3 separate regions of the Homo sapiens genome follow, and all the other regions are linked to region 1. A link is a loop called in an ENCODE intact Hi-C map of the cell type or tissue named here. Cell type or tissue: dorsolateral prefrontal cortex. All regions are shown on one strand.

Region 1 (8,000 bases):
ACTGGGTTCCTTCCCACAATATGTGGGAATTATGGAAGCTCCAAGGTGAGATTTGTGTGGGGACACAGGGCTAAACCATATTGTTCTGCCCGGCCCCTGTAAAATCTCATATCTGCACATTTCAAAACCAATTATGCCTTCCCAACAGTCCCCCAAACTCTCAACTCATTTCAGCATTAACTCAAAAGTCCACAGCCAAAGTCTCATCTGAGACAAGGCAAGTCCCTTCCTCCTATGACCCTGTAAAATCAAAAGCAAGTTAGTTCCTTCCTAGATACAATGGGGATACAGGCATTGGGTAAATACAGCCATTCCAAATGGGAGAAATTGGCTGAAACAAAGGGGCTAAAGGCCCCAGGCAAGTCTGAAATCCAGTAGAGCAGTCAAATCTTAAAGCTCAAAGTGATCACCTTTGATTCCATGTCTCACATCCAGGTCCGCTGATGCAAGAGGTGGATTCCCATGGTCTTGGGGAGCTCTGCCCCTGTGCTTTGCAGGGTACAGCCTCCCTCCTGGCTGCTTTCATGGACTGATGTTGAGTGTCTGAATCTTTTCCAGGTGCACAGTGCAAACTTTTGGTGGATCTACCATTCTGGGAGCACAGTGCAAACTGTTGGTGGATCTATCATTCTGGGGTCTGGAGGATGGTGGCCGTCTTCTCACAGCTCCACTAAGTGGTATCCCAGTAGTGACTCTGTGGGGGGGCTCCAACCCCACATTTCCCTTCCATACTGCCCTAGCAGAGGTTCTCCATGAGGGCCCCACCCCTGCAGCAAACTTCTGCCTGGGCATCCAGGCATTTCCATACATCCTCTGAAATCTAGGTGGAGGTTCCTAAACCTCAATGCTTGATTTCTGTGCACCTGCAGGCTCAACACCATGTGGAAGCTGCCAAAGCTTGGGGCTTCCACCCTCTGAAGCCACGGCCTGAGCTCTATGTTGGCCCATTTCAGCCATGGCTGGGGCAGCTGGGACACAGGGCACGAAGTGCCTAGGCTGCACACAGCATGGGGACCTTGGGCCTGGCCCCCGAAACCACTTTTTCCTCCTAGGCCTCTGGGCCTGTGGTGGGAGGGGCTGCTGCAAAGGTCTCTGACAGTTGGAGATAGTTTCCCCATTGTCTTGGTGATTAACGTTTGGCTCCTCATTACTTATGCAAATTTCTGCAGCTCACTTGAATTTTTCCTCAGAAAATGGGATTTTCTTTTCTATTGCATTGTCAGGCTGCAAATTTTCTAAACTTTTATGCTCTGTTTCCCTTTTGAAACTGAATGCCTTTAACAGCGTCCAACTTTCCTCTTGAATGCTTTGTTGCTTAGAAATTTCTTCCACCATATACCCTAAATCATCTCTCTCAAGTTCAAAGCTCCACAAATCTCTAGGGCAGGGGCAAAATGCTGCCAGTCTTTTTGCTAAAAAATAACAAGAGTCACCTTTGCTCCAGTTCCCAATAAGTTCCTCATCTCCATCTGACACCACCTCAGCCTAAATTTCATTGTCCATATCATTATCAGCATTTTGGTAAAAGCCATTCAACAAGTCTCTAGGGAGTTCCAAACTTTCTCACATTTTCCTCTTCTTCTGAGCCCTCCAAACTGTTCCAACCTCTGCCTGTTACTTAGTTTCAAGGTTGCTTCCACATTTTTGGGTATCTTTTCAGCAGTGTCCCACTCTACTGGTACCAATTTATTGTGTTAGTCTGTTTTCATGCTCCTGATAAAGTCATACCTGAGATTGGGCAATTTACAAAAGAAAGAGGTTTATTGGACTTCCAGTTCCACATGGCTGGGGAGGCCTCACAATCATGGCAGAAGGATGAGCAAGTCACATCTTACATGGATGGCAGCAGGCAAAAAGAGAGCAGAGAAACTCCCATTTTAAAAACCATCAGAACTCGTGAGACCCACTCACTCTCACGAGAACAGCATTGAAAAGACCTACCCCCATGATTCAATCATCTCCCACTGGGTCCTTCCCACAACAAGTGGGAATTATGGGAGCTACAAGATGAGATTTGGGTGGGGACACAGAGCCAAACCATATCACTATTACACGAGTCAGAATATCCTTGTCTATATAGTGAAAATGTAATACTTGTCTCCCTTCTTCAGAAAAAGGCAGTGTAGCCCAATGGTTGAGAGAAATGATTTCTGTAGTCATATGGGCCAGTGTTCAAGTCTTAGCTCTGCAACTTAATACAGTGTGACTCTGGGAAATTTCCTTAATCTTTCTGAGGCTCAGTTTCCTCATCTAGACAATGGAGAAAATAATAATACTTATAGGGTTGTTATGAAGATGAAATCCAGCCATTATTTTATGTGCTTAGTATAATACTGGGCATATTGTGTGTTTCCTCAACTAACTGTGGCATATTTATGCATCTACAGGTACATATTTGTGAAGATCAAATAAAATATACACAAAATTGGTTTATAAGTGATAAAGAGCTATTCAGATGTGCTGGCATCATTAGCTGAGCATTCTAGTATATTTTTTGAGCCCAGACTTTGAGTTAAAACCTCCTGGGGACCTGAATAAAGCAACCATTGAGCCACTAGATCCACAGGAAGGCCTACCCTTTTCCACCCTCTGTCTCTGGCCCCAATACCACCCTCCATCTACTGTGCAGCCACTGTATTCTAGGCCCTGTGCTTTGCCTTCCTTGTTATTAACCCCCACAACAGTCCTTCAAGATAGATATGATAATTCATGTTTTGTAGATGAAACGGAGCTTAGCTCTTTTAAGTAACTTGTTTTATCATTGTATAGCTCTTACATTAGGGAATTAAGGTGAAAACACAAGTTGCTCTGGTGTTAAAGTACATGCATTTTTCACCGTACCATGTCTTCAAACAACAGTGGCAAACCAGACCGACTTGTACTTTGTCCTGGATCTGACGCTCCCACACCCTAGCAACTCTAGGTACGTTGGCTTACCACTAGAGGATAGGTTTCTTCATACATGAAATGACAGTAGCAAGACCTACCCTATAGGAATTTGTAAGTATTAAACAGAAAAGCATATAGTCAGTGATAATAAAGAATATTTCTTCATATTTTGTCTTCTGGTACTTTCCATCTCCCAAGGGTTGCTGGAGAGCCGCTCCTCCTTCCCTAGGCCAGCAGGGGGCAGTAGAGACCATAAAGGATCTGACCCAACCAGGAGGATCTCCTTAACCAACTGCCTCTGGGATCCTCCACCACTGTCTGGAATCTGAATTCGATCAGGTCCTTGGTAGTCTCTGATTCTGGCTCTTGGAATAGAAAAGAAGGAAAAACCTGTTATACACAATAACAGACACAGCTATCACAACAATAGTAATCCTTAGTGCTTGCGTTAAGACTCCAAATAGAAAGTTTTTATATTATACAGGAAGCGATTCACGTTGGCCCGGGGTTAGCAGTTTCATTAACCTCATGAAGACGTTAATATCATTAGGAAGGCAGAAAGAGAAAACCTTCAACTCCTCCATTAGACCCAATTACAGAGCGCTGCTGCACAAAGGAGGCTGCTGCCGAGCTTGTCTGTGCTCAGGCTCGCAGCCGCAGTGATCCCATTAGATTGCCACTCACTGAAGTCATTAAAGCAGCCTCATTTGTGGTAAGAAACCATCATTCCCGAAATAGGTTGCTTTCAAGAAATGAATATGGGTAAGTGATAATGATGACAAATTAACACAAGATGATAAAGTAAATGCAAATGCAGGCTGGGCCAAACATTGATAGATGGAGCTGGGGGTGGTATATCCCAGTTGCTCTATTTGTGCTTGATTTCTTACAACAACACTATGAGATCGCATTATTTAAGTTTTTATTCTGATTTATCTGGCTCTGCTCCCACTTGCTGTCATGAACCCCTGCAAAGTCCTCTCTATGTTTTTCTGATAGTTCTCAAAGGCAGCAGCAGTGCAGAGCATGTCATGTGTATGACGAAGAAGTACGACCAGTTTCCACATGGTGTGCATGGTTTTATTCCCTTTCTCCTGATCTCAGGTGCCCATATACAGGGGTCAGTTACTCCCACTGGCCACGGTCCCCTCTGCTCTGTAAGGTGGCTGTTGCTTCTGCTGGTTATTTCTGTGGATGCTCTCCAGCTCTGGAGGTGCCAAACCTGTGGTGGTTTATGTGCAAGTGTGTGTGTGTGTGTGTGTGAGAGAGAGAGAATGTGTGTGTGTGTGTGTGTGCATGTGTGTGTGTGTGAAGGTATGCCTCTTCCTTTTTTTTTTTTTTGAGATGGAGTTTTGCTCTGTCGCCCAGGCTGGAGTGCAGTGGTGTGATCTTGGCTCACTGCAACCTCTGCCTCCCAGGTTCAAGTGATTCTCCTGCCTCAGCCTCCTGAGTAGCTGAGATTAGAGGCGCATGCCTCCACATCCAGCTAATTTTTGTATTTTTAGTAGAGACAGGGTTTCACCGTGTTGGCCGGGCTGGTCTCCAACTCCTGACCTCAGGTGATCCACCCATCTTGGCCTCCCAAAGTGCTGGGATTACAGGTGTGAGCCACCGCACCTGGCCACCTCTTCTCTTTTTAAAAAGAATCACATCCTCCTAGATACCCTCAACACAGTACTGAGAGGCCCCTGGGTTCTTTATGAAAATAGACCTCTTTTTGTCCACCCTGCCAATATATCATTCTTCAAGATTGAGTCTAGATATCCTATTATCCAGGAAGTCTTCCCCAAGCACCCACATTGCTATGTGAGTATCTTCCATCCCTTTATGCCCTCAAACTACTCTGCTTGCTGCTATCTTGGCATAGGATATCAACAACAGTCTAATGGGGCAGATGACACATGACTCCTTGTGGGCAGGGTATGACTTACTCACCTTTGTATCCCCAGCACCTAGGAAACTGCCTAGCCCACAGTAGGTGCTGAATCTGTGTTTATGAAGTGAGCTTATTTCCTCTTTGTCTTTGAGATTTCTTTACCACTGGTCCCTCCCCTGATCCCACCCCAGCCCCTAGCATTCTAACTTTCTCTAGTCAGCTCTTTCTGGTACCTGCCTTCTTTGGCATGATACCCTGAATGCCTGTTTTTACCTAGGGCTCTGGATTTGTGGTTTGGTTTTGAATTGTTCACTAGGTTTTAAACCAATACTTTTTTTTGGATGCTGTATTACTTTCCTAGGGCTGCCATAACAAAGTACAACAAACTGGGTGGTTTACGCATCAGACACTTGTTGTCTCACTTTTCTAGTGGCTAGAAGTCTGAAATTAGGGTGTCAACAGGGTTGGTTCCTTCTGAGGGCTGTGAGGGAGGCATCTCCAGGCCTCTCCGCTAGCTTCTGGCATTCCTCAGCATGTAGATATTTACCCCGTGACTTCACATTGTCTTCCCTTTGTAAGTGTCTTTGTGTCCAAATGTCTCCTTTTCATAAGAACTCCAGTCATATTAGATTAGGGCTCACCCTAATGACTTCACCTTAATTTGATCATCTTAAAGAACATATTTCTAAACAAGTGCAATGGTGTGATCTTGGCTCACTGCAACCTCTGCCTCCCGGGTTCAAGCGATTCTCCTGCCTCAGCCTCCTGAGTAGCTGGGATTATAGGCGCATGCCTATAATTCCAGCTGTGAATATAATATATTCACAGATACTAGGGGACAAGACTTCAACATTTTTTGGGGGGTACAATTCAACCCATAACAGATGCCTCATCTAGTAGCACCTCAATGGTAAATGGCACCACGCAGCTGGCCCAGGTTTCACCAAAGCTTCCCATGGCAGCTTCTGTTTTTCAAGAGGGAGTTCACATGGTATCCAATAGTTGCTAGTTCACTTTCCTTTTCTATATTCTCAAGGAGAATGCAGTACTCAAACTAGGAGGTATTTTTAATCTTTCACTCTTTAAGTAAACTGGGCTGTACATTTATTTTGAGAAGTGAAAAAAAATTTGCTCATTGGCATTGGCATCCAGCTAAAATCAAGTTCAGTAATGCCCCAGGCTATTCAAAGCTTTTGTGCCTGTGACCTATTTGTGGGAAGATAATGTATTAATAATTGTAATGTTATAGCAGCCTCCTGATAATATATTCCAATATTTTATTGGTTTGCTATCTCTGAAAGGACTGGGAACCCCCTGAATAATTCCACTGAGGCGGGATAATCTTAGAAAGTCTCTGAACAGCAGTGAGTCAGCCAGAATAAGCCTGTCTGGCACAATCCACAGGGATCCCCTCAAGAGAGAAAACAAAGTCAAAAGTAGCAGAAACAACTGAGTGGAAGAAGTGAAACCAGTGGAAGATTTAGCCAATTTCCATGGCAGATTTAAGTCACTGGTTTAATGTTGGTCGAAGAGGTGTTCTTGGAGTTGCCTGCATTACGTTGCTTCTCATTTCGATGCTTAGTTTATGAAACATTTATGTGTCTTTTCATGTATTGTTAGTTTCCTCCCCTTTTACTCCCTGGAATGAGAGTCACAAGAGAGGCTACAGAAGAGGTAGTAGCCCCTTCATATCTGATGCAGACATGCAAGTTTTCAGTCCCTTACTGTAAGTTATGCCTTTATGCTACTTGCTTTCAATCCTGGCAATGCCACCATAGATTCTGCTGCAATTGGTCTTGGCTGGGTCGGGGAATAGTGCTTTTTAAGAGCAGCACTGGTGATTCTAATATGTAGCCAATGTTGAGAACCATGCCCTCCATCTTTTTGGCTTGTTTGCTTTGAAAGACAGAAGAGCAAAATTAGGGGAATATTTGCAGTGTAAGGTCTATCTATATTCCTCCAGGACACACATGCCCCTCTCTATCCCCTATCCTTAACTAGGCACATTCATGAAGCAAAAATTCCCTGTACCTCATCATGGCCACGGGCATGAGGGAATGATGCTGGATCATGACCTTAAAGGAACCATGCAGCTCTATGGGCATGAAGAAGCCATGCAGTATGATGGCCATGAGGGAACCATGAGGCTCCATGGGCATGAGGAACCATGCAGCTCCATGGCCATAAGGGAATCATGCAGCTACAGGGCCATGAGGAGCCATGCAGCTTCATGTGCATGAGGTAGTATGCAGCTCCAAGGGCATGAGGAAACCATGCAACAATATGGGCATGGGGGAACCATGCAGCCTCTTGAGCTTGAGAAAATCATGTGGCACCATGTGCATGAGGAAACTGGGTAGCTCCATGTGCCTGAGGAAACTATGCAGCTCTGTGGGCATAAGAGAACCACGACGCTACATGTGCATGAAGGAACCATGCAGCTCCATAGCCATGAGGAAACAATGTGGCACCACGACCATGAGGAAACCACGTGGCTCCATGGGCATGAGGGAACCATGCGGCTCCATGGGCATGAGGGAACCATGCAGCTCCATGGGCATGAGGACACCATGTAGTATCATGGGCATGAGGGAACCATGCAGCTATGTGTCCATAAGAGAACTATGCAGCTTCATAGGCATGAGGAAATTATGCAGCTCCATGGGGATGTGGAAACCATGCAGCTCTATGTCCATGAGAAAACCATGAAGCTCCATGGGCATAAGGAAACCAAGCAGCACCACGTACATCAGGAACCATGGAGCATCATGACAATGAGGAATCCATGCAGCTCCATGGTCATGAGGGGACCATGGGGCACCATGGTTATGAGGAAACTATGCAGCACCATGGGCTGAGGAAACCAGGCAACTCCATGGGCATAAGGAAATCATAGCTCCATGGCTATAAGAACAGCAAGCAGCTGCATGGCTAGAAGGAAATAATGCAGTACCATGATAGTTGATTACTGTTCACAACTTTTAGTACATCTGGTAGTCTGAGCCTTTAGATACTGCATATCCATTTCCTAGTTGAATTAACTTTTATTTCATGTCTTTTAAACTGGGTTCTTGCCTTTTGACTGGATTGGTAAGTTACTGGACCATCTAAGCCTTTTTCCTTATCAGAAACAGTGTCTTTCTTCCTCTGTATTGTGAAATGAGTGCAAATAGCCTGAATGTATTAGTCCGTTTTCACACTGCTGTAAAGAACTACCTAAGACTGGGTAATTTAT
Region 2 (8,000 bases), 600 kb after region 1:
ACAAGGAGCGTAGGGTGAAGTAAGAGAGAGATGGCTTGAGTTCCTTTGGAAAAGCCCTGTATGATCTGACATGGTCTGTGAGTTACCAGTGCAGGTTCCACCGCGCTTTGTTGGTGTGGCCTGCATGGGGCAGGTGGGCTTCCCAGGCTGATGCGGTACTTCCTGAAGCTGGATCAAATGCACCAGAATGAAGTGGTTGGACAGCGGATGCTCCTGAAGCCAGCAGAAGAAACAGACACAATCCACAGAAGGCAGAGAGAAGAAGAGAAGCTACTTTCAGCCTTGGCATACAGGACAATGGTGTGGAGAGCTGGCCACCATACAATCGCTGTGACCACAGAGCTGGCACTGACCCAAGGAACCTAGAAATCCTCTGCCAAAGAAAGAATAAAACCTGCCCTAATTGGAAACACTTCTGACAAAATGCCAAAGGGAGATCCTGCCACTTTTCCTTTTTCAGATCGTAAATCACCCTAGTTTCCTGGAAAAGTTATGTCTGGACAGACTTATTGCCCCTTGAAAGACCCAGCAACCTGGTCTTTGAAAATCTTGCTGGAAGATGTAGAAAATCTCCAACCATTCAGACTTCCAGTACCTGGGGGTGAAAACTGCCTCGGATGATCAATGAATGCCTGCTCTCAGAGGTCAGACCCAATGAGTATGAGCCAGCAGAAGCTTAAGAGCTAGTTCTCATTATGATAAAGCACATTCTGGCAAGGCCACAAAAAGAAAGATGATGGCAATCAGCACAGATACAAATGAAAACCAGACGAAGGTTTCAGCCAAACTAGTCTTCACTTCTGCTATAATGGATTAATTTTTGGGTGCTGAAGTCAGCACAATTTGCAGATTCAGAACACTGAATACGGGAGTCAAAATTGGGTAGACATTTAGTTGAAACTATAGCAGACTCTTGACATTTACAAGGGTTAATGCTGCCTCTCGCACTTGTCAACTTCTACCTTCAATTGCATATAATACATCTTCATCTCTTCAACCCACTTATAGCTCTACACAGCCTTTCTCAGTGCATAGATGTAATATACAGGCCTTGAAATAACTCACAGCAAAGCTTTCTGTAAGGAAACCTCTGCATGTTCAAGCTTGTTGGGGCTAATCCTCTGGAATTTACCAGAGAACAAATAAAATCCAGGAAGTATAGCCTACTCACAGGGTTTTCAGACCAACAGCAAAACCAGAATAATGCACCCTTCCCCACCAAAGGATGATCATGTCCCTGGAAACTGAATGTTACCTTACATGGCAAAAGGGAATGCAGGTGTGGTTGAAGTTGTGATAGGGAGACTATCCTGGATTATCCAGATATAATCACAAGGGTCCTTATAAGAGACAGGCAGGAGGCTCAGAGTCAGAGGAGATACAACAGTGAAGGCAGAAGTTGGAATGATGTGAAGTGCTGGAAAGAGGCCATAAGATAAGGAATGAAGGCAACTTCTAGAACACATGGAAAAGGAAAGATGTGGATTATACCCTGAGCACTTAGAAGGAACACAGCCCTGCCAATGCTTTGAGTTTAGCTTAGTGGAACCTATTGTAGGCTTCTGAATTCCAGAATACAGAAGTCTGAAGGGGATACATTTGTGTTGTAAGCCCCTCGGTTTGTGGTAATTTGTTATAGCAGCAATAGGAGGCTATTGGTCAACAACATTTGTTTTTAACACTTTTCCTTTATTCTCATTTTCTGTTTCCAACATCAAATGAAACTCCAATTCAAGCAAAGTTTCTAGAATAATTTTTTTAAAAGACAATTCCATAAGATCCTCCTTTACTCTCACCTGCCATGTTGTAAATAACTCCTCCCAAGATGATTTACATTTCCAAGTAGAATCAGGGAGAAGGTATTTCGTATAGAAGGAGAGAGAACTGATGTTGATTAATTACGTAGACACCATAGCAAGTATTTTGCACGTAGATTATTCTCTTTTCCCCAAACTACCCCCTACTCCATTTTGCAGCAAAGGTAACCAAGATTCAAGAAAGATAAATAACTTATACTCTGAATGAGTCACCACTGATGTGTCTATATGACTCCAAAATTCAAATTATTTTCGTTAGACTGTGCTTTTTCTAAACTACCGATACAAAACCATAAAGTCCTAACAGTAGAATGTCTACATCAATTTGGAAGAAATGGTGATTTGGGAAGCAGGTACCACTCCTGGAAAGATACTCCGGGGAGTACTTAGAATCATTTTGATAGGTCATCATGGACTCTCACCGCTGTTTTCTCTTAGGAGAAAAATGCAATTGACAGAGTATGTTACCATTCCTAATGATTTTAAATCTTCTTATAGGGGTGTTTGCATTTGGACTTTTTGCTACTGACATTTTTGTAAACGCCGGACAAGTGGTCACTGGGCACTTAACGCCATACTTCCTGACTGTGTGCAAGCCAAACTACACCAGTGCAGACTGCCAAGCGCACCACCAGTTTATAAACAATGGGAACATTTGTACTGGGGACCTGGAAGTGATAGAAAAGGCTCGGAGATCCTTTCCCTCCAAACACGCTGCTCTGAGCATTTACTCCGCCTTATATGCCACGGTGAGTGTGCAAGTCTTGTCTCTCCTAAGTCCAGTTTTTGATAGGATGTGTGTCTCCCTGCCCTGTCTCCATTCTTTCATTGTCACTTATAGCGACTCTTAAATTTATGTATGGCATATTTCTCTACATTATGCTATTGATATACTAGCCCCCCCACACACACACTTCTACCCCACTTTCAATCTCCTGATCTGCCAGAGGATATTAGTTCTGGAATGTTTTGATAATCACCTAATTACATCCTCCCATTTACAGATGTGAAAGCAGGGTCCCACAGTATAGCTAAGATCATACAACCAGAGCAGGGACCCAGACTCCTGGTACTGTGTCTGAGATTTTCTTACCTCCCACAACAGTACTCTTTGTCAAGGTTTTCGTTGGTTTCGGAACAGCACACCTTCTCACACCTGCCTAGAAATTTGCAAGCATGGGCCTTATATGAATGACTGCTCCAACAACATGCAGACCCAGGATACACAGCTTTCCTTTGCTCTGGCACTTTTCTCCATGACTTTGCTAGGAGACAGGGATGATCCTAGAAAAACCTCAACACCCCAGAGTATGTTTCTCATTGTCCCCCAGATCGCACAGCCATTGACTGCCCCACTGGGGTATAATTTTCTCTGGTTTTCTTTTTGTTCTAGTAACAGAAAAACCAAAGTATGTCCCACATCTTAAAGAACAATGGTGTCTCTCTTATTTTCCAACTTTTTAACTGTATTCATTTTGGAAATAACTTCATTTCACTCTTGTCTGGCTTATGCATTCTTAGGACCCAGAATATAGACATGCAGAGATCAGCTCAAAGGCTCCACGGGCTGATACGATATTGCTGGTGGACATCAGGTGCATTTACCAGTGGCAGAGCAACTGTTGGCCCAAAACACCCCCTTTCCTTACTTCAACTTATTTTATATTCAGAATATGACTAGTCTGGTAATTCTCAATGGAAAGTGTGGGAATGGAAAAGACAGAAGGAAGCCTCCTTTCAAACTGTCCATTCTTCCCAAACATCTGAGTATGCCCTCAACCCACCCCCCAGGGAGATGCTACCCTTCCTGTCACTGAGTGTAATTGCAGGAGGCATGTTCTGCCTCTGCGGGAAGAAAACGGGTCTGTGCCTTCACCCCTAGGGTGGAAAAAAGGCAAAAACTCATATGGGTTTCTTATACCCCAAATGATTCTTTAATTTGTCACATAAAAACTGCATGTTCTGAATCTAATAATTAATACACAGTCATTCTTTGTGACTATGGGTCTGATCTATTTATTTAAAACAACCAGGAGCAGATAGTGCCTTTGTGTCCCATTTACAGGATCACATCGATAGGGTTATTTTGTCAACCACCAACTATGTGACATGAGTATGTGAAAAAAAGGACTTCAGCTGTCCCCACATTAAAGAAACAAGGATGCAAATAACACAGAAGCCTCAATTTACAAAACAGATTATAGCTCAGTTAAATGTCTTTGCTTTATCAAAAACAAAACCAAACCAAAAAACCTCTATGCAGGTATTTTTTTTAAACAAATAAAGCCCTCTGAAGTATCCAACATATTTTCAAATTTTCAGAATGTTGATTTTTCCTAATTATCTAGAACCTAAACAATGTATTCTTGTGCCTTTTCCTGTATTTTTTATCAGACTCAAGTCATTGCTGTGTGAAATTAATTTTTATAGTACCATTATAAAAATTATTCTGTTACTTATAATAAACTACTGTCTCAACAAATGAGATACGAAGTTCTTTGGGCAAGAAAGAAGTAAATATCATCAGCTCACACAGAATAAATGTGACTATAACATGTTCTCAAGGATTCAGATGTTATCCAATTCAAATCATGCCTCACAGACTATAGTCAGATAAACCCTGATATAAGATTCCAATTGCATAAATCTTCTGAGCCGCTATTACATGTCAAATGCTTTCAGAAATTACTCAACAAGGATTTCCTAAGTACTGGTTAATACTATGAAGAATACCAACTAACCATAGGCTCATGCTTTTAATAGTTTTTAATCTTTCTTATAGGAAAGATTTATGACAGATATAATTGGAAAACATAATAGCATGAACAACTGAATATATGCAGCATAGGTTTTAAGTAACATTTACCAGAGTCTGAAAATAGTGTAATAATATGCTGTAATTTATGTAACTGTGATGTAACCAGTTTTATAGGGAATCTGTTATATAGAAGAGATTCCTATCTTCTGGTATTCTCACCAGTGTTGAGGTATCATTCTAGAATATTAAGAATTTCTATTGTAATACTGTAAAATGCGTCTATTTTAACTTATATGTGCTCAGGCCATATACACATACTATATAAGTATCAGCATATTATTTTTTAGAATTGCTAAGCTCACATAGCACATTTGTTAAGAAATGATAGACCAATGGTGCCCTCTAGTGGTGTTTTGTAACTACTACCAAAGGTTAGCTAAAAAAGTGTACTTACATGAAAAAGGCATGGCTTCCTAACTCTAAACCACCAGGGACACATTTGCTAACTGAACCTGTAAAACGTCAGAGTCTTACCCAGCACCTCACAACAAACTAATAACAGCCGCCTACATCTCAGGTGTCATAACGTGTATCATCTTTTACTTAGCTCAGGTCTTCTTGACCTTTTGTATCTTGTGGAACACACAGAAAATTTTAATATTTTAAGAAACAGTGGAGTAAATGAATGAATAAAGCTGATCACAGCTGTCCTGAGGAATGTATGAGTCAATTTACTAGCACAGCTGAAACCTATTTATGTGATGCAGTTGTTGGGAGGTTCTAATTCAGCCTATCAACTAACTCATCAGTCAACACTTTGTTGGTATTAATCACCTGAAGGTGTGACAAAGCAACTAGGAACTTTTGGGGACACAAAAAATAAAATGTACGGTCACTTACAGTCACTCTCCTACCTGGTCTTCTCCACCAAAAGCTTCATTCCCATAGAAGGTTTATTTGGTATCTCAGACTCTCATATGGATTTCTTATACCCCAAATGATATTTAAACTTGTCACATAAAAACTGCATGTTCTGAATCTAATCGTTAATGCGTTCTTTGTGTCACTAATAACTTCTGTTGACATGTCCACTAGATTACAAAAGACTGAAGAATGTACATCTGTTCATTGTTCTTGCTGCACTGATTTCCTACCTAAATAATTTATTAAATATCTTAATGGAGTTGTTCAAGGAATACTAGTTAGTGTGGTTGCTTTGACACAAGCCCCTGCTTGTGTATGCTGGTGTATGTACCTGCTTGCTTGCATGTGTACTCATAGCACAAGGCAGCTGCCTGGTCACTCCCTGGCCTCTGTCCTATTCCAGATGTATATTACAAGCACAATCAAGACGAAGAGCAGTCGACTGGCCAAGCCGGTGCTGTGCCTCGGAACTCTCTGCACAGCCTTCCTGACAGGCCTCAACCGGGTCTCTGAGTATCGGAACCACTGCTCGGACGTGATTGCTGGTTTCATCCTGGGCACTGCAGTGGCCCTGTTTCTGGTAGGTTGACTTCCCTCTTTTTACCTTTTCCCCCTCTTCTACTCTCTGAAAAACTGTGAGTCAGGTTTCCCAGACTTCACCATCTGTGTTCCTTTCGTCCCAACCTTGTGAATTACAATTATTCTCCAAGTATTATACATGCTTTTGCTACAAAAATGATTTCAAAACACTCTTTCCTTTCAGAAACTGGATTGCCAAATTCCTTCTGGGTGGCAGGGAGAGAATTGCCCCTAGAAGTACAGCTGGCTCTACCCCTTTCAACACTGGGCTTGGGACTGGGGCCAAGCAGACTAATGATAAATTGGCACACCTTCAAACCAATCTTCTCTAAGTATTTGTTCTCAGCATATTGGGGGCAAAAGCTAAGTGTTCCTTGAGGGAAGAATAGAGAATGAAGAGCACTGGTAGAAGCAAGCAGCCTCTTCTCCAGCATCCCAAGAAACTCAACTCTAATTCCAAAGTTGCATCTCCTACTCGGAAATTTTAAAAACCCTGCAGATGATCACACCCGCCCTTTTTAGTGGGCCTCTGTTACTATTGGAACATGCCTCTTGGGAATCTTACTTCCGCTAAACTGGCTTCTCAACCACCTATCTTCCTGGAGAAGAGTTTTGGTTAATACATTTTTCTTGTATTTCTGATTATGTTTTAGTTCCCCAAATAGATGGAGGTCTGGCCACCTGCTCACCTAGGAAATCCCTTAAATTGAGTTGGAGTTGATAAAAAGAGGTTAATTTTTATTCTTTTTGCCTTCTCTTTCACGGTTGTATTGAAGTATAATAGGTATACAATAAATGACACATCAAGTATACAATTTGATCAATTTTGGCATACAACTTTCTCACCCTTCCTTTTCCCTTATCCCCAGGCAACTGGTGATCTTCTGTCATTCTATATTAGTTTGCCTTTTCTACGATTTCATATTAATTGAATCATAATGTATTTTTTCAGGTATCTTTCACCTAGCATAATTATTTTGAGATTCATCTATGTTGTAGAATGTATCCATAATTCCTTTTTATTGCTGTGTAGTATTCCATTGCATGGTCACACCTCAGAGATGCAGATTTCTATTATCTTCAAGGACTTAAAACAGGCCCAGAAAAATTTATGATGAATCATCAGGCCTGGAGACTTATACTGTGCATGAAATGAATCCCCTAACAATGTTCAGGAAGCCTCCCCAAGGAGAAAGAAGCCATCACAGTCTTGTAGGACCTCCCTCCTCCTATTCTGCCCTCTCTGGTCCAAGATCCATTTGGATTGGCATCACACATAGCTGGATTTCAGTCATAGGACTTAACACACTTCCTTTTCCTAGCCCCTCTTCCTTCCCTCCCCAATATGCAAAATACACACATGCCTCTCCCAGCCTCTAACTTGGTTTTCCAACTTGTAAAAAATCTAAGATACAGACAATGCTCACATTCAGAACATTGATTGGGAAGCTTCTTTCTAATTCAAAATGACAGGCATATCTCAGAGATAATGCAGCTTTGGTTCCAGACCATTGCAACAGTGAATATCACAGTAAAGCTAGGCACACAATTTTTTGGTTTCCCAGTGCATATAAAAAGTTATGTTTACATTATTCTGTAGTCTATTAAGTGTGCAATAGCATTATGTCTAAAAAAAAAAAAACCAATGCAGTTACCTTAATTTAAAAGCACTTTATGGCTTTAAAAAAGTGTTGACGCAGACACAAAGTGAGCATGTGCTGTTGAAAAAATGGTGCCAATAGACTTGCTGGACAGTGTTGTCAAAAAGCTTCAATTTAAAAAAAAAAAAAATATCTGCAACATGCAATAAAGTGAAGAGAAATAAAACAAAAATGTGCCAGTATTTTGAATGGATCCAGGCATTCTTCCTATAGTGAAAGATGAAAAACTAAAATGCAAATACTCTGGATGAAGTTGCAGGA
Region 3 (8,000 bases), 670 kb after region 1:
ACAGTACAGTTTCCCAGAATAGGAGGGCTTATTCTATAAAATTCTAGGCAATAGTCTTTTAAAAGAGGGAGAAATATTGATGGGGATGGGGAAGACAGAATAAAGAAATTTTAACAAATGACTTCTGATAGCCTTTCATTTTCCTCAGAAATATAAATTTCAGCTCAATATCATCATAATAGCAAGTCCCTACTGACATCCTTTCTAAGCAAATCAAAATGAAAAGACACACTTATCTGAGCACTCTGGGCAACTCTACAGCTGAGATTATGAAATGAACAAAAAGACTATTTGTCCTCATGAACTGCTAAAATTCCAAACACTGAGGTAAATAAACTCTGATTTAATTCAAGAGCAGAGATTTTAACTTATTTCCAATCGGCCCAAATAAATAGTCCTGATTAAAATACAAAGTACCTGGATTCTTCCTCTTGAGCCTTCTTTTCCAGCAGTAGAGGGAAAATGACAGACACCCTACCAAAACTTGCCCAGAAGGCCAAAACCTCAAATATGCCTTTGGAAGTATAACAGAGCTAACTTAAGTGCTAGGTCACCACATACCTCTTGCTCTAGTTTCCTATTAATTTTTAACAGTTATTGAACCCAATAAATGTATCACTATTTTCCCTCTTCATTTTCTGTTCTCTCTAAATCCGTCCCTCTTAGGGATTGCCACTACATTTTACTCACATTATTTTAATAATTTTCTTTATAGAAGTTGTTTGACCCCTATTGGCACCATTAGGGCATATTTTTCTTCTGCAATAAAATACTCAAGGTAACTTCTGGAGGGCTCTGCATTTGCAAATGGTTTCTTTCCTGAGACAACAAAAGATGAAAACTACAAATGTGATCACAGTAATGAGTAATAAAATACTCAAGCCCCACTTTCAGAATTTGGGGAGGACCAAATCTCCTACTAATCCTCCTCAACTAATTCACATGGTTTCTTGAAATAGCTACAGAACGGAGTGTTAGTAGGATTTTACATGACAATAAAAGGACTATCTCCATAAAAGTACTGGATCTTTTTTGAGGTGATAGAGCATTTAAAAAGTGCAAACTTAAAGGAAACTTAAATTCAACTTAATTTTAAGGAAGTCTGATCAGCCAAATACTCCATAAAAAACTTGAAAACTATTAAGCTACTACCTTGCAAGACTTATGCTACAGATACAACTGATTAAGAATTATTAACTGGGATACATAAAATATTCCTAAAAAAGTAATGTCTAAAAATCTCAGGTGAATATGAGAAAAAGTCTTAAACAGGTACTTAACAGACAATAGGACACAATCATAAGCTTATGGGAAAAGGCTTAATCTCATTATCAAAGAAATGCAAATTAAAATCATGGTGTGTATTTCATACCTAAAAGGTTGGCAACAATTAAAAATTCCAAAAATAAGAGTTGGTTAGGAAGTGAATCACTCAGACTCAAGCCCTACTAAGGGAATATAAATTGGTACCACCACTTTGGAAAGCAATTGGACATTGTCTAATAAATGTGACAATATGAATAACTTTTGACCCAGCAATTCTTCTTCTAGAGAATAAAAATAAATGAATTACAACTACATGCAATAACCTGGATGAATCTTATAAACATAATGTCGTTAGAAACTAGTCATAAATACACATAAATAAATCTTTCAAATTTGTATTTGCTGAACTAAAACTATAGGCCACATTTTTGGAGTAAATCTTTAAACAAAAGCAAGGAAAGGATTACTGAGAGTCTGGATTGTGGTGAAAAATTACATTAAAAGAATGGAAGTAAGTAAATGAAAAAAATACATACCTAGCAAGAGAACCTGCCCCCAAAATTTCAGCGTAGGTTCTATTTTCCCTAAGTGTCGGCTGGTCTGAGAAATAAAGAGAAAGAGTACAAAGAGAGGAATTTACAGCTGGGCCTCCGGGGGTGATGTCACATATCAGCAGGACCGTGAGGCCCCGAGCCACAAAACCAGCAAGTTTTTATTAAGGATTTCAAAAGGGGAGGGGGTGTATGAACAGGGAGTAGGTCACAAAGATCACATGCTTCAAAGGGCAAAAGGGAGAACAAGATCACATGCTTCTGAGGCCAATAAAGATCACAAGGCAAAGGGCAATGCAAAGATCACAAGGCAAAGGGCAAACTTAGAATTACTGATGAGGGTCTATGTTCCACTGTGCATGTATTGTCTTGATAAACATCTTAAACAACAGAAAACAGGGTTCAAGAGCAGAAAACCGGTCTGACCTCAGATTTACCACAGCAGGATTTTTTCCCCATCCTAATAAGCCTGAGGGTACCGCAGGAGACCAGGGTGTATTTCAGTCCTTATCTCAACTGCGTAAGACAGACACTCCCAGAGTGGCCGTTTATAGACCTCCCCCTGGGAATGCAATTCTTTTCCTAGGGTCTTAATATTTAATATTCCTTGCTACAAGAAGAATTTAGCGATATCTCTCCTACTTACACGTCTGTTTATAAGCTCTCTGCAAGAAGAAAAATATGGCTCTATTCTGCCTGACCCCACAGGCAGTCAGACCTTGTGGTTGTCTTCCCTTGTTCCCTAAAATCACGGTTATTCTTTCTTTTTCAAAGTGCACTGATTTCATATTGTTCAAACACACGTTTTGCAATCAATTTGTACAGTCAGATACAATTACAGTGGTCCTGACGTGACGTACATCCTCAGCTTACCAAGATATGAGGATTAAGAGATTAAAATAAGACAGGCGTAAGAAATTATAAGAGTATTATTTGGGAAGTGATAAATGTCCATGAAATCTTCACAGTTTATGTTCAGAGACTGCAGTAAAGACAGGTGTAAGAAATTATAAAAGTATTAGTTTTGGGAACTGATACATGTCCATATTAAAATGAAATCTTCACAATTCATGTTCCTCTGCCGCGGCTCCAGCCAGTCCCTCCATTTGGGGTCCCTGACTTCCCGCAACACATACTATGCAACAATAAGCATAAGAAACCTAAAGTAGTAATGACTAAGATTATAAAATATATATATATCATATATCTATATGACAAGATCATAAAAACCATAAATCCGAATAATGGATTTCAAGATTTATGTGGCAAAAATTGACAGAATTAAAAGGAGAAATAGGAAAAATAACAATTCCATAACCATGAGTGAAGGTGTTTAAATCCCTTTTAACAATTGGTAGAAAACTTGAAAAAAATCAGTAAAGGCATAGATTTGAACACTATAATGACCTTACCCTAATCGCCTCAACAACTTCAAATGTACACGGCATGTTCAACAAGATAGGCCATAAGTTAGGCCATAAAATCTCGATACATGTAAAAATACTGAAATCATATATCTCAATGAAATTAGAAATTAATAACATTAAGCCATCTAGAAAACTCCCAAATATTTGAAAATCAAACATATTTATGTCATGAGTCAAAAAGAAATCACACTGGAAATTAGGAAATATTTCAAACTGAATGATAAAGGAAGAATAATATAATTTTTAAAATTATAAAATGAAGCCAAAGCTAAAAAATTGATAAGCCACAACCTAGATTGATTAAATAAAAACAAGATAGGACACAAATAACAAATAGCTCAAAATGAAAGTGGGCCTATTATTATAGATCCAACTGACATTAATTAGGGAATATTATGAACAATTTTATGCTAATTAATTTGGTAACTTACATGAAATCAATTACTTGAAAAAATTTATTGAAGAATAAATGAGACCAAGAAACAATAATTAACGACCAACTCAATAAACCAGGATTGGATCCTGGATTGGAAGTGAAATTGCTATAAAGGTCATTACTAGGACATTGGTGAAATTTGAATATGGACAGTATATGATTATTGTTACATCAGTGTTACATAGTTTGAATTTGGTATTTCATGATGGAAAGCAAAACTTTGATGATTGCTCCAGTCTGTTACTGTACAGCTGAGATTAACTTTGGAATTCTATAGGATCAGAGGTTACAGACTATTTTTAAATTTGGAAACTTTTCAAGTAAAAGCTTTAGGATTTTTGCACTGTGTAACAACCTAGTGAAAATTTCAAAGTCCTTGTCACTTTGTGTTTTAGGATTCACAGAATACATGCTAATGGGATTATGAATCAAAGAAGTAGGACCAAATTGTTCATTCTTAGGTTTAGGGTCAAGAAATTTACAGTACAGTATCTTCTACTTCTGAGTAGAAAGATCTATGGCAGACCAATTCTCTAAGAACTAGAAAAGCAGGATTAAAAAGAACAGAAAAGCAAAACACTGGGAAGAATTTAAATATCCAGTTGAATATTGGTTAAATAATTGCATGACATCTAATTATACAATAATATGCTATTAATCAAATTTGTTATTCTTGTCTTTAAAAACATGGGGAAATGCTTATAATGTGAAGGGGAGCATGATGCCATAGTAATTGTAAAATACAGGAAAATAATTGTTTTCATTTGGAAATATACCAAAATGTTAAGTAATTATGAGCGGCAAGATAGTTTTGTTTTTTCATTCTTGTTTTTGCTTTTTTCCTTCCCAATTTTCTAAAAAGAACGTGCTACTTTTGTAATCAGAAAAATGACACGTTAAGAAAGGAGGGAGGAGTTTATTTTATGCAGTTTAAAACATATATTACATATGTAAAACCATTCTATTGAGTCTGAATCTCTATTTTATTAGCAGGCTTTATTTAAGCATACCTACTAAGCTTACAGAAGTTCCATCTAAGTAAAATTAGTTAACTGATACCCTTTTTATGTAGCAATCATTAAATTTTTAAAAATGTAAACCCTTTAAAATTACATCATATGTCTGATTATCTCATTAAACAAGTTAGCAAGCCTAATTTAATCTTTCAGGAAAACTAAAGGCCATTATTCTGATATATTCACTGTATTGAACTATAAACCAGTGATGCCCTCTAGTGGTACTGATGGACGTACAGTTTACCTTCCCTGTTAGGATGTGTTTACCCTCGTCGGCTAAATTTACCAAGACTGTTGTTTCAGGTGGCAGTACTTGTCTCCCACCTCAATACCAGCATCTAGATCCATGTTCTCAAAACATAATCAGCTTTTGAAGCATGCAGAAGCTCAGGACCTACTCCAGACTTACCAAATCAGAATTTGCATTTTTAAAAGATCCCCACATGAAAAAATGAATAAAAGATCCCCAAATGATTAACATGCGCATTAAATTTTGAGAATATTGCTCTAGGCTACAAAGGAGAAATTTCTTCTGTCCTAACGATCACATGAAGCTGCTTGGTTTTTGCAGTTACCACTCCAGTTGTAACTGTTTTTCCACATAGACCTTCTCATCCCTTATTTCCATCTTGCCCTTTGTTTTTCCGTGTCTCTGGATCAGAAGGAAAAATTGTATAGAAAATGAGATAATGAAATCCTGTACATAAAATTCCAATGATTCCATGCTGAATCTTTTACACAGCAGAAGCAGGACATACAGCAGGCCTTCTGTATGTAAACCCTTTAAAATTACATCATATGTTTGATTATCTCATTCAACAACAGCAAGCCTAATTTAATCTTTCAGGAAAACTAAAGGCCATTATTCTGATATAGTCACTGTATTGAGCTATAAACCAGTGATGCCCTCTAGAGGTACTGATGGATGTGCAGTTTACCTTCCCTGTTGGGATGCGTTTACCCTCCTTGTTGGTTAAATTTACCAAGACTGTGTGTTCCCCATCTGTGGATTCAACCAATTGTGGATCAAAAATGTTCGAGGGGAAAAAAAGATGACTGCATCTGTACTGAATATGTATACTTTTTTTCCTTCTCATTATTCCCTAATCAGCATAACAACTATTTACATAGCTATTTACATTGTATTCACTATTTACATAGCTACTTACATTGTATTCACAATTGTGAAAGCTATTTACATTGTATTCACAATTGTGAATACTATTTACATTCACAACTATAACATATAACATATTATTCACAATAGTTATGTTCACAACTATTTACATACTATTCACAATTGTAAATATTATTTTATAGCTATTTACATAGCTACATATTTACATAACTTTAAAATTTACATATTTACATAACTAAATACATTGTATTCACAATTGTAAATACTATTTACATTCTATTCAGTATAAGTAATCTAAAGATGATTTAAAGTATATGGGAGGATGTGCATACATAATATGCAAATACTACATCATTTTATAAAAGGGGCTTGGGCATCTGTGGACTTTGGTATCCAAGTAGGTGTCCTGGAACCAATCCCCAAGGAATCAACTCTAATGTCTAAGCTCCAGAGCTCCAGGCACTCTGACACCTGAAGTTCTTGAATGAAGTGCCTGTGGATGATATTTGTAGGGCATGTCTATACTGTTAACTAATTTTCTTCATGAAGATTCCAGAATTTATATTCCCAACTGAATTTTGCCCTCTTCAAAGGAGTAACCCTGGGAAAGAGAATAAATGCAACTTATTTTGTTAAAAACCCTTCTATCACTTTTCTTTAGGAATTGTCAGCAGTCAGAACAATATAAGACATTCCTTCTGTCTCATTACTCTCCAGCCATATCTAAAGCTTGAAAAAAAAATCCCAAATTTAACACCTTTGTCATTCAGAACCATCTGATAACCTGCTATTTAAGTAATTTCCACAAATTGAGTGCATTAAAGCACAAAGACTTGCCACTCTAGTGAATACTCAGCACCACTTTTTAAAAGTTATAGAGAAAAAGGTTTAAAATAAGCATCATCTCCTCTGAAGAGAATATGCAATTAGACATAGAATCTGGCACATCTCTTATGAGGAAGAGTCACAGCACTCAATATTTGGCATATATTCTAATTTTTTCAAAATTATACTTACTGGAAAGAAATGGCAAGGCAGAGCGCAAGCAAATTTCACTTAAAAAATTTACAACACACAATACACTTTAACAAATCTACTTTAATTCTAAAAGAAATTAATCTAGAACTGTCAGTAATACACAACATACTTTTATGTTTCTTTTATAGGTATCTATCTAATAAAAGTTTATTTGTGTATGTGCAATGCATAACTCTATCTTAGATATGAATCCTAACAGGATGAAAATACTTTCTTGCAACTACTTTATGCTTATGAAAGGTGTGAACTTGCAATGTCCTCCTGTCTTAAACCCAAGTTGACAGTGCCCTCTCAAAACTTTTCATAAATAATGACCTAATTTCATTTAAAAAATGGTTTCAGCAAATATGAAAATAGAAAGTCCGTTATTTGTCCATTTGTAATATGAGAAAAAAAAAGATGATACATTCCTCTACAGAAAAAGTGGGTTTAGAGAACAGTTCTGGTAGTATTTCACATGGTAAAGTATCAAAAGATCTAATGAGCAGCCCCCTTGCTCAGGGAAAGACAGTGATTTCAATGTGTTTCTCTTCCGAATTGCTTAGTAACTCCAAGTGATTTTCAAATTGGGGGGCAGATTACTGGCACTGAGTTCATCAAATTTAGATCTATCTTGAATAGGGACATTATAGAAATCAAGAACATCTCTAACCCTGCACATCTGGTGGAGTCTGGAGTTAGGGACTACATGACCCAAGTCATCAGCTAAATGAGCCAGAAGATTGAACTTTAGACGACTATCTTCCAGGGAGATGTCTTGCCAATTACTAGGAAGAGATGAACCAAAAACTTCTTTAACGTAAGATTCCAAACGACTCTGGAGATCTTCAGGTGGTGTGTATGCTCGGCTTCGTAAAGGTGGACACACTAGGATAGGTTCCTTTTTCTCTTCTACTGTCTCAACAACCACTGGCTCTTTCTCTTTTCTGGAATGATCAAAAACAAACAGACAAATCCATTAATGAAGTTGACAAACACCAGACCAAATCTTGCCTACCAATCAAAATCAACAATGGCATGCTGATTACCACTGGGGACTACTGAGAGTAGGAAAGAATATGGTAGGCCCCTGCCCTTAGAACGTTCATGGTTGAACTGAGTTGGGAGAGACAGAAAGAAACTAAGTAC

Evidence for each region. Peaks named below come from ENCODE experiments on the same cell type or tissue, not always from the same donor. Only the 100,000 strongest peaks of a DNase experiment are listed, where the experiment ranks them.
Region 2: a loop joins it to region 1, with 6 times the contacts of the local background. A loop is called at or near these places in 80 of 110 quality-filtered maps.
Region 3: it touches region 1 in a loop (4-fold over the local background); 13 of 110 quality-filtered maps call a loop at or near these places.

Annotation. Positions count from the first base shown.
Region 1 is chr9:100,711,679-100,719,678 of GRCh38, forward strand. No RefSeq gene overlaps it. Among named protein-coding and RNA genes, the nearest start is that of CAVIN4, 140 kb to the left of the region's middle. In dorsolateral prefrontal cortex, CTCF peaks have their summits at 3,135 (motif pointing right) and 3,343; DNase peaks (open chromatin) are centred at 3,143 and 3,530; H3K4me3 peaks cover 952 bases.
Region 2 is chr9:101,306,896-101,314,895 of GRCh38, forward strand. It overlaps PLPPR1 (phospholipid phosphatase related 1), which reads left to right. Exons shown (of 8, transcript NM_207299.2): 5 at 2,316-2,566; 6 at 5,903-6,079. Among named protein-coding and RNA genes, the nearest start is that of BAAT, 74 kb to the right of the region's middle. RefSeq lists a silencer at 292-586. In dorsolateral prefrontal cortex, CTCF peaks have their summits at 4,966 (motif pointing left) and 5,166; no DNase peak of the experiment used is centred here; H3K27ac peaks cover 3,056 bases.
Region 3 is chr9:101,383,053-101,391,052 of GRCh38, forward strand. BAAT (bile acid-CoA:amino acid N-acyltransferase) reads right to left here and starts at 1,954. Exons shown (of 4, transcript NM_001701.4): 1 at 1,803-1,954. It overlaps MRPL50 (mitochondrial ribosomal protein L50), which reads right to left. Exons shown (of 2, transcript NM_019051.3): 2 at 4,581-7,798. The coding sequence ends at 7,414. In dorsolateral prefrontal cortex, CTCF peaks have their summits at 4,908 (motif pointing left) and 5,643 (motif pointing left); no DNase peak of the experiment used is centred here; H3K4me3 peaks cover 469 bases; H3K27ac peaks cover 2,802 bases.